Regions from separate parts of the Homo sapiens genome. Here region 1 is linked to region 2. Evidence: read pairs that join two places in POLR2A ChIA-PET (ENCODE). Cell type or tissue: GM12878. All regions are shown on one strand. Each heading gives the region's core, and the rest is flanking DNA. Links, peaks and the distances in the headings are about the cores only.

The links. Peaks named below come from ENCODE experiments on the same cell type or tissue, not always from the same donor. Only the 100,000 strongest peaks of a DNase experiment are listed, where the experiment ranks them.
Region 1: POLR2A ChIA-PET joins it to region 2 with 8 read pairs; 2 of 35 experiments call an interaction of 5 or more read pairs at or near these places.

The regions. Positions count from the first base shown.
Region 1 is chr3:49,489,729-49,495,097 of GRCh38, reverse strand. The region is part of intron 1 of DAG1 (dystroglycan 1); the gene reads right to left. Among named protein-coding and RNA genes, the nearest start is that of DAG1, 22 kb to the right of the region's middle. In GM12878, for the core only: no CTCF peak of the experiment used is centred there; no DNase peak of the experiment used is centred there.
Region 2 is chr3:49,856,888-49,862,256 of GRCh38, reverse strand. It overlaps CAMKV (CaM kinase like vesicle associated), which reads left to right. Exons shown (of 11, transcript NM_024046.5): 3 at 81-212; 4 at 392-466; 5 at 680-818; 6 at 957-1,077; 7 at 1,239-1,314; 8 at 1,405-1,541; 9 at 1,708-1,786; 10 at 1,999-2,086; 11 at 2,376-4,268. The coding sequence ends at 2,939. Among named protein-coding and RNA genes, the nearest start is that of TRAIP, 3.0 kb to the right of the region's middle. In GM12878, for the core only: no CTCF peak of the experiment used is centred there; no DNase peak of the experiment used is centred there; H3K4me3 peaks cover 70 bases; H3K27me3 peaks cover 176 bases.

The DNA.
Region 1 (5,369 bases), core at 218-5,217, 370 kb after region 2:
CTTGAGAGAAAAGGGGGAGAAGAGGTCCACTGCAGGGGTCTTGACAGCATTGACTCTGCTGCTTTCTCTCCCAGTAGATGCCTGGCACCAAGCAGGTACTCAGCAGATGCCCACAGAGTACAGGAAAGGAAATTCCACTAAATCCCCTAAATAATTCCCCAAGCAGCCAAGCGCCGGTGGCTCACACCTGTAATCCCAGCACTTTGGGAGGCTGAGGCGGGTGGATCACAAGGTCAAGAGATCGAGACCATCCTGGCTAACATGGTGAAACCCCGTCTCTACTAAAAATACAAAAATTAGCTGGGCGTGGTGGCAGGCACCTGTAGTCCCAGCTACTCGGGAAGCTGAGGCAGGAGAATCGTTTGAACCTGTGAGGCGGAGGTTGCAGTGAGCCAAGATCACGCCACTGCACTCCAGCCTGGATGACAGTGCAAGACTCTGTCTCCAAAAAAAAAAAAATAATAATAATAATTCACCAAGCATAAAGGCAATGATCACTTGATTTCACACTTTGAAGTTCAATGCTGAGCTTTCTGGTATTTTTTCCATTACACTACGAAAGATTAAAAATAAGTGCCATAGCTCAAAATTAATATGCTAATCTAGCAATGATGAATTAAATTTAGAAAAAGTGTGCTGGCTGGTGGCCTTTCTGACCTAATTGGCCAATTAGACTCCAAAACAGAGGAGTGAGGCGAAATGTCAGGGAAGCTCCAGGCAACCCAGCCCTTGACCCTGCCAGCAGCCCCTGTAATAAAGGCCTGGGACCCTAAGCACAATGCCTCAGGAGCCAAACAGGTATGTGGGAATTCTGGCATATTCACTGCAGAATATTTATCTAGGCAAATGCTTCAATCTTCAGTGTTTAAAGTGGTGACTTGCTTTTAGCCACATTCTTGTTTTTGGCTACATTCTTAATGCTCAACCATCAAAAATATTTCACCCATGCCAGGAACTGCCATATCAACACACTGTGTTTATAAAAGAACAAGACAAAACTACCACCCACTCCCTTTGCTCAGGTTTTCCTTCCTGCTAACAGAATTCCTTCCCTCCCACAGATGGTTCTAATTGGCCCTTTTACCTGCTTCAGCCTTGCCACAGCTACAAATTCTAAAAAATCACAAACTTCTCTGACGTACTTCCAAAAGCTAGAGCAGAAGAGCCAAAAGACATTCTTCCATTCTCGCAATCCCTGCTCTGCAAAGCTACAGCCATTCTATGACCAGTGAAATGGTGGGCCAGGCCAACACTATGGACAGGGATGCCCACCACATCTGACTTCAGAATCAGGCTTGCATAGAGGTGCATCAGAAAGCACCAGTTCCCAGTGACCTGGTGAACGCAAGGCTCCTGGGCTAGGCCCCACTAGCTCCCACATTGCTGGCCTTCCCCAGCAAAGGATGTTGGGCTGCTTGTTAAAGACCACAGCACATACCTGGAGATATGTCCAGTTCAGGCTCTTCTATACAAAGTAAAATCAAGTAAATCCATTACTCTCAAGCGCTTTCCTCCTCCTCAAAACTTCAAGGGATCCTCAGAGGCTGTCAGCCACACAGAATTTACACCCAGATTAACAAGACTGAAGAAATCCTTAAAGATGCCCTTGCTCTCAGCTTCTTCTGTCTCCATCTCTTTTCTGTGATCTTTGATCATTCTCTCAGCACACAGGAAAAAGTGGGATTCCATTCCATACTAATTATTTGGAAATTAATTCTTGCATTTTAGAACCCAAGGATTAAAAATGAAAAGCAGGCAAGGCACAGTGGTTCATGCCTGTAATCCTAGCACTTTGGTAGGCTAAGGTTGATGGATTGCTTGAGCCCAGGAGTTTGAAATCAGCCTGGGCAACACAGGGAGACTCTGTCTCTACAAAATATGAAAAAATTGGCTGAGTGTGGTGACGCATGCCTATAATCTGAGCTACTCAGCTACTGAGGTGGGAGGATCGCTTGAGCCTGGGAGGTTGAGGTTGCAGTGAGCCATGATCATGCCACTGCACTCCCGCCTGGGTGACTGAGCAAGACCCTGTCGTCTCAAAAAAAAAAAAAAAAAAAAAAAGAATAAAAATAATGATTTGCACAAAGATGGGAAAGAAATTCTGCAGGGCATTTATGTGCTCACATTAGAAGCCAACTGAAGATACATGAGAAATGAAGATAAAGCATCTGAAGAATTAAGCTGTGGGTTGGTGGGATCTCCATCCGCCTGAACTGTAGGAGTCAATCCATGCCTGAGTAGCCCAACCTGGAAATTCAGGAGATCCCAGGGCTATCTGGAAGAAGAACACACCTTCCATGCATCAGCAGATTAAGGCCACCACTGAAAAGTACCTTGGAGCTGCTACTCCACCTCCCCATCCAGTACTTAAAAATATATAAATTATAACAGCACCCTTTTGATAAGATGGAAGATCTCCTGCATTTATCTCTTTTTAAATTTTCCTTTAAAGATGCAGGGTCTCACTCTGTTACCTGGGCTGGAGTGCAATGACACGATGATGGCTCACTGCAGCCTCACCCTCCCAGGCTCAATTGATCCTCCTACCTCAGCCTCCCAAATAGCTGGGATTACAAACATGGCACCACCACACTTGGCTAATTTTTTATCTTTTGTAGAGATGGGGCCTTACCACGTTGCCCAGGCTGGTCTCAAATTCCTAGGCTCAAGCAATTCTCCCACCTCAGCCTCCTAAAATGCTGGGATTACAGGCATAAACCACCACATCCAGTCCAAATCATTATTTCAACTGGCAGCTAACTACTTAAAGGTCTTATTTTGTAAATAAAACATTTATTTTATGTATTGTTATGTATCTGTCCAGTGAATCTTAAATCAAAAGTTCTGTGGTCTTAAGAATAGACTTGGAGCCAGGCGGGGTACGGTGGCTCACGCCTGTAATCCCAGCACTTTAGGAGGCCAAGGCAGGCAGATCACAAGGCCAGGAGTTCGAGAACAGCCTGACCAACATGGTGAAACCCTGTCTCTACTAAAAATACAAAAATTAGCTGGGCTTGGTGGCCCATGCCTATAATCCCAGTTATTCAGGAGGCTGAGGCAGAAGAATTGCTTGAACCCGGGAGGCAGAGGTCGCAGGGAGCCGAGATCTCACCACTGCACTCCAGCCTGGGCAACAAAGTGAGACTCCGTCTCAAAAAAAAAAAAAAGAATAGACTTGGGGCCAGGCGAGGCAGCTCACGCCTGTAATCCCAGTACTCTGGGAGGCCAAGGCGGGAGGATCACTTGAGGTCAGGAGTTTGAGACCAGACTGGCCAATGTGGCGAAACCCCGTCTCTACTAAAAATACAAAAATAGCAGGACAGGCCGGGCGCGGTGGCTCACGCCTGTAATCCTAGCACTTTGGGAGGCCGACGCGGGCGGATCACGAGGTCAGGAGATCGAGACCATCCTGACTAACACAGTGAAACCACATCTCTACTAAAAATACAAAAAATTAGCCAGGCGTGTTGGCGGACGCCTGCAGTCCCAGCTACTTGGGAGGCTGAGGCAGGAGAATGGCGTGAACCCGGGAGGCAGAGCTTGCAGTGAGCAAGATCGCGCCACTGCACTCCAGCCTGGGCAACATAGCAAGACTCCGTCTCAAAAAAAAGAAAAAAAAAATAGCAGGACATAGTGGCAGGTGCCTATGATCCCTGCTACTTGGGAGGCTGAGGCAGGAGAACTGCTTGACCCAGGAGGCAGAGGCTGCAGTGAGCCAAAAACACGCCACTGCATTCCAACCTGGGCGAAAGAATGAGACTCTGTCTCAAAAAAAAAAAAAACAACTTGGCTGGGAGCGGTGGCTCATACCTGTAATCCCAGCATTTCGGGAGGCTGAGGCAGGAGGATCACTTAAACCCAGGAGTTTGAGACCAGCCCCGGCAACATAGTGGGACCCCATCTCTATTAAAAATAGAAAAAAATGCCAGGCGTGGTGGCTCACGCCTGTACTTTGGAAGGCTGAGGCAGGCGGACCACCTGGGTCAGGAGTTCGAGACCAGCCTGGCCAACATGGCGAAACCTGTCTCTACTAAAGTACAAAAATTAGCCAGGCGTAGTAGTGCGCGCCTGTAGTCCCAGCTACTCAGGGAGATTGTGGCAGGAAAATCGCTTGAACCTGGGAGGCAGAAGTTGCAGTGAGCCAAGATCGTGCCACTGCACTCCAACCAAGACAACAGAGTGAGACTCCGTCTCAAAAAAAAAAAAAAAAAAAAAAAGAATTTAGGAGTAGGCCAGGTTGTGGCTCATGTCTGTAATCCCAGCACTTTGGGAGGCTGAGAAGGGCAGATAGCTTGCACTGATGAGTTTGAGACCAGCCTGGGCAACATGGTGAAACCCCATCTCTACAAAAAAATACAAAATTAGGCCAGCATGGTAGCCTGCACCTGCAGTCTCAGCTACTCGGGAGGCTAAGGCAGGAAGATCGCTCAAGCTTGGGAGGCGGAGGTGGCAATAAGCCAAGATCTCATCACTGCACTCCAACCTAGGTGACAGAGCAAGACCCTGTCCCAAAAAAAAAAAATAAAAGAATAAAAAAATTAGGAATAAAGAGGCATGATTTCTGTCAATTACTCATAGATGGTTCAGAAAAAAAGGTATAGATAGAAAAGAGAATGACAGAGCAAACACAGCAAAATGCAAACAAATGGTGACTCTAGATGGAGTATTTGGGAGTTTCTTGAATTATTCTTGCAATTTTTCTGTAAATTTAAAGTTATATAAAAAAAAAAAACTTTTTTTTTTTTGAGACAGAGTCTCACTCTGTCGCCCAGGCTAGAGGGCAGTGGCGCGATCTCGGCTCACTGCAAGCTCCACCTCCCGGGTCCACATCATTCTCCTGCCTCAGCCGCCCAAGTAGCTGGGACTACAGGTACCTGCCACCACACCTCAGTAATTTTTTCTATTTTTAGTAGAGACGGGGTTTCACCGTGTTAGCCAGGATAGTCTCGATCTCCTGACCTCGTGATCCGTCTGCCTCGGCCTCCCAAAGTGCTGGGATTACAGGCGTAAGCCACCGCGCCCAGCCAAAATGGAAAAAAACAAGTGGTAAGAGAAAGGAACACGGGTCATGGTCCAAGCCCCCTCTCAGGACGTCCATGCCAAAGCAGGTGTATGTACCAACAATTGTGAAGCAGTCAGCAGGTAAGCTCTGTAATCTGTGACAGCTATATAACCCTCCCCCTACCCCACCCCACTTACCTCAAACCCCAGCGCTTTGTCCAGTAGGAATCTGGATTCCAGGCACTAATCCCCCAGACAGCATGATTCAAAACACATACCCCACCAGGTCCCAAGCCCTCCCAAGTTTACGAAGGGAAGTGAGGATACTTTAAAAGCATTTTCCTCTAGAAACATTACAAACACAAAAT
Region 2 (5,369 bases), core at 153-5,152:
GGTGAGCAGGGGCTAGGGAAGTGGCAGTGGAGTGCAGCTGATGCTAAGGCCAGGCCTGAGTGGGTGCCTGTCGGCTGCAGTGAGGAGTTTTGTGAAATCTTCCGGGCCAAGGACAAGACGACAGGCAAGCTGCACACCTGCAAGAAGTTCCAGAAGCGGGACGGCCGCAAGGTGCGGAAAGCTGCCAAGAACGAGATAGGCATCCTCAAGATGTGAGTTTGAGGCCTGGGATTGGGGCGGGGTGGGAGGCAGCAGGGAAGGGCTTAGAGGGCAAGTGGCCTCAGGCAGTCCCAGCCTCTGGCCAATTAGTCTGCTGTGGCCACTGTGGTGACCACAGCCTCTCCCAGGGGTTCATCCAGCCCTAACTACTGGCTCCCCTCCCTGTCGCCAGGGTGAAGCATCCCAACATCCTACAGCTGGTGGATGTGTTTGTGACCCGCAAGGAGTACTTTATCTTCCTGGAGCTGTGAGTGTGGGTCTGGGGACCCAAGATTCCCCAGCGCCCAGGGCTTTCACCTGTCCCACCCTCTGCAGCTAAGGAAACCCCCTTTCTGGACCCTTGGCGTCCCAGGTCCCTGTGCCTTGCTCAGCCAGCTGCCTGGCGTAGGCAGCTCACCCAAGTGCTCCTGCCCTACCCCTGATTCTGCCCACGCCAGGCTCAGGGGCTGGTGTCCCTCAGGGCCACGGGGAGGGAGGTGTTTGACTGGATCCTGGACCAGGGCTACTACTCGGAGCGAGACACAAGCAACGTGGTACGGCAAGTCCTGGAGGCCGTGGCCTATTTGCACTCACTCAAGATCGTGCACAGGAATCTCAAGGTGAGGGCAGAGCCAGAGTCAAAGGGCCAGTTGGCAGCTGGGCTGGTGCTGGGGTGGGCAGCACCTCAGGGCCTTGGTCTAGCCTCCAAGGTCCTCATGGTGTCTTCTGCTCACCCACATGCTATTCTCACACCACAGCTGGAGAACCTGGTTTACTACAACCGGCTGAAGAACTCGAAGATTGTCATCAGTGACTTCCATCTGGCTAAGCTAGAAAATGGCCTCATCAAGGAGCCCTGTGGGACCCCCGAGTATCTGGGCAAGCAGGGGGTGGGGCAGGGGCAGGGGGATAATGGGGGGCAGCCTTCAGGGAGCTGCTCTGGGCAGGGGGAAAATGTGCTCATCTCAGGAAGCTGGTGTGGATGGTACTGGACCTGGCTAGGCCTGATACTGACCAGCAGATGGGCGCTGTGTTTGTAGCCCCAGAGGTGGTAGGCCGGCAGCGGTATGGACGCCCTGTGGACTGCTGGGCCATTGGAGTCATCATGTACATCCTGTGAGTGGACAGATGGACAAGCAGGCTTGCAGTCAGATGGGGTGGGGGCATGTGTCTGTGGCCTTTCTGTGTGACCCTTCCCCCATGCAGGCTTTCAGGCAATCCACCTTTCTATGAGGAGGTGGAAGAAGATGATTATGAGAACCATGATAAGAATCTCTTCCGCAAGATCCTGGCTGGTGACTATGAGTTTGACTCTCCATATTGGGATGATATTTCGCAGGCAGGTGAGGAGGTGCCTGCCCAGCACTTGGTAGAACGCAAGGGAGTGGGGAGGGTGTCCTGCTCTCATCTTCCTCTGTGGTATTCTGCTTCTGTCCCCCAGCCCATTTATCACCTCTAGACATTGAGATGGGGTGCCCATGACTATCCCCTTCTTGGTTTTGTCCACAGCCAAAGACCTGGTCACAAGGCTGATGGAGGTGGAGCAAGACCAGCGGATCACTGCAGAAGAGGCCATCTCCCATGAGTGGTGAGCAGGGTCCAGGGGAGGGTGGGAGAGGCCAGGGTCCCCCTCACACCCAGCAGCCCCATCTTTGAGGCCTGGAAGGGGTGCAGGTACCTAGAGCTCAGGGCAGCCCAGAGGCTCTGCCTGGTAGTCCCTGGATGCCACATAGAAGGGCTGAGCAGAGTCTCCACAAAGGCTCATTCTCTCAGATCCAGACACACTTGCACCCTTTCCAGGATTTCTGGCAATGCTGCTTCTGATAAGAACATCAAGGATGGTGTCTGTGCCCAGATTGAAAAGAACTTTGCCAGGGCCAAGTGGAAGGTAAGGCTTGGATAACTCCCTTCTTGGCTCTATCCCAAGTATTGCTTCTGGCACTCAGTTTCTTGCCTGCATCACACCCCTGCAGCCACACACAAGCTTTTCTCAGGCCATCAGGTGTGGGTGTAGCCACTGTGATTACCTTAAGTAGGAGTGCTGAGCAGCTGAGTACTTGGCCCTGGGGTGGATGGAGGTGGCCGGGGGTACTATGGAAGGAGTTTGGTTTGGTCACTGCCAAGCAATGGATCCAGCAAGCCTCACCCTTAGCCTTTCTCCACTGTGCTCCTTTCAGAAGGCTGTCCGAGTGACCACCCTCATGAAACGGCTCCGGGCACCAGAGCAGTCCAGCACGGCTGCAGCCCAGTCGGCCTCAGCCACAGACACTGCCACCCCCGGGGCTGCAGGTGGGGCCACAGCTGCAGCTGCGAGTGGAGCTACCTCAGCCCCTGAGGGTGATGCTGCTCGTGCTGCAAAGAGTGATAATGTGGCCCCCGCAGACCGTAGTGCCACCCCAGCCACAGATGGAAGTGCCACCCCAGCCACTGATGGCAGTGTCACCCCAGCCACCGATGGAAGCATCACTCCAGCCACTGATGGGAGTGTCACCCCAGCCACTGACAGGAGCGCTACTCCAGCCACTGATGGGAGAGCCACACCAGCCACAGAAGAGAGCACTGTGCCCACCACCCAAAGCAGTGCCATGCTGGCCACCAAGGCAGCTGCCACCCCTGAGCCGGCTATGGCCCAGCCGGACAGCACAGCCCCAGAGGGCGCCACAGGCCAGGCTCCACCCTCTAGTAAAGGGGAAGAGGCTGCTGGTTATGCCCAGGAGTCTCAAAGGGAGGAGGCCAGCTGAGTAGGCAGCCTGGTGAGGGGGGGCAGGGGATGGGCAGGAGGGTGGGAGAGTGGATGAGGGGCTTCTCACTGTACATAGAGTCACTGGCATGATGCCCTCGCTCCCCCATGCCCCCACATCCCAGTGGGGCATAACTAGGGGTCACGGGAGAGCAGTCTCGTCTCCTGTGTGTATGTGTGTGAGTGGTGGGCAGGCCAGTGGCAGGGCCGGCCCCAGCCCCTGCATGGATTCCTTGTGGCTTTTCTGTCTTTTGCTAGCTTCACCAGTTTCTGTTCCTTGTGGGATGCTGCTCTAGGGATACTCAGGGGGCTCCTGCTCTCCTTCCCCTTCCCTTCTTGCCTCACCATTCCCCTAGGCAGGCCCTGCAGGTCCCACACTCTCCCAGGCCCTAAACTTGGGCGGCCTTGCCCTGAGAGCTGGTCCTCCAGCGAGGCCCTGTCAGCGGTCTTAGGCTCCTGCACATGAAGGTGTGTGCCTGTGGTGTGTGGGCTGCTCTAGGAGCAGATACAGGCTGGTATAGAGGATGCAGAAAGGTAGGGCAGTATGTTTAAGTCCAGACTTGGCACATGGCTAGGGATACTGCTCACTAGCTGTGGAGGTCCTCAGGAGTGGAGAGAATGAGTAGGAGGGCAGAAGCTTCCATTTTTGTCCTTCCTAAGACCCTGTTATTTGTGTTATTTCCTGCCTTTCCGAGTCCTGCAGTGGGCTGCCCTGTACCCTGAACCTCATGAGCCTCTAAGGGAAAGGAGGAACAATTAGGACGTGGCAATGAGACCTGGCAGGGCAGAGTACAAGCCCAGCACCCAGTGTCCCAGCCTTACTGGGTCCTTACCCTGGGCCAAACAGGGAGGGCTGATACCTCCTTGCTCTTCCTAGATGCCCACCTCCTACAATCTCAGCCCACAAGTCCTCTCCACCCTAGGGGGCTTGCTGCATGGCAATAACTCATAATCTGATTTGGAGGTTTGCCCTTTACAGGGGCAGATTTTCTGCTCAGTTCAACAATGAAATGAAGAGGAACTCCCTCTTTCTACAGCTCACTTCTATCAGAGGCCCAGGTGCCTCAGAGCCACATTGAGTTGCTTTTTCTGGGATGAGGAAGTAGGGTTAAACTCCCCAGTTTCCTGAGGGAGGCTCCTGACAGGTGCCCTTTGTCAGACCCTACCACAGCCTGGATAGGCAGCCACATTGGTCCTCGCCCTTGCTCGGCACTCCGTGGTGGTCCTGCCCTTCTCCCTGCATGCCTGTGGGTCTGCTCTGGTGTGTGAAGGTCGGTGGGTTAACTGTGTGCCTACTGAACCTGGCAAATAAACATCACCCTGCAAAGCCTCTGGCCACCCTCTCGCCTTTGCTTCCTCTGTCCTACTGGGGAGGAGCCCCTGGAAGGCAGTGGGGAAGGGAGAGGCTGGGAGCAGGTTCACAAGTAGTGGCTGGGAGTAGTAGTGAACAGTGCCCTGTGGATTTCTTGGGCTGAGGGTGAAGATCATCCTCACCACAGTGTATTCCTCAATGGTGGTGGTGGTGGGGGTCCTCTGAACTCTAGAAATCCATGTGAGTAGTGGGTCTTGGGCTGCATTTGGACCAAGGAATACTCCCTGGGCTGAGAGCTCAAGTAAGGGCTGCTGTTTTTGACTCCTGTTGACCGAGGAGCCTTACTCTTGATTTAGGCATAGAGCTGGAATCTACCTGGGCCAGCCACCGCAAGGACAGACCCTGCTCATAGCCAAAGATAGCTTCCCTGAGCTAGGGAGAGGGTGTAGGGTGAGCAATGCACAAAGATTCTATGCTGCTCTGTGTTGATTCCTTCTTTCTGTGAACACCTGTGCTTTCCACCTATGCCCCAAATGAAATCTCACTCTGGGTCTATTTCAGCTGGAGCAGATCAGCTTTATATTATGGGACTATGCACAGGGTTTCTTCTGGGTAGAGGGAGTAACACTGCCACAGATACTAAGCCTAAAAACCCAAAAGTTGACTTACTCCAGCCCAGGTGGGCCTGGGTGAACTCACCAGGGATGCTGCTCTCTGGGAGGACCTCAAAGATAACCTCCTCAAAGATAACTTCTCTGATGTGGGAATAATAAAAAGGATTTGTTAGTCTCTAGTCTTTGAAGCATCTGGGCCTCCAAAATTCCAACCCTACTACAGTCTCAAGCATAACTGATCCTCCTGAGAGCTAAGAGCTAAAGTCAGGGTACTGGCCCTAGTGTCTCCAAACTCAAGGATAGTCATATCTTACTTGGATGAAGCCAAGGTTGGCCTGGGGTGACCTGAGGGACTGGGGCCTATGTGTCCATCTTTCTAGAATCGCCCGGAACTGAGGACTGAGAGGGTAGGGTATTGTGGTCTATGGGAACTACAGACCATAGCGCATGGTCCATCACTGTCCAGAGCCCAAGGGACCCATCGGGACCATTGTTCTATTCCCTT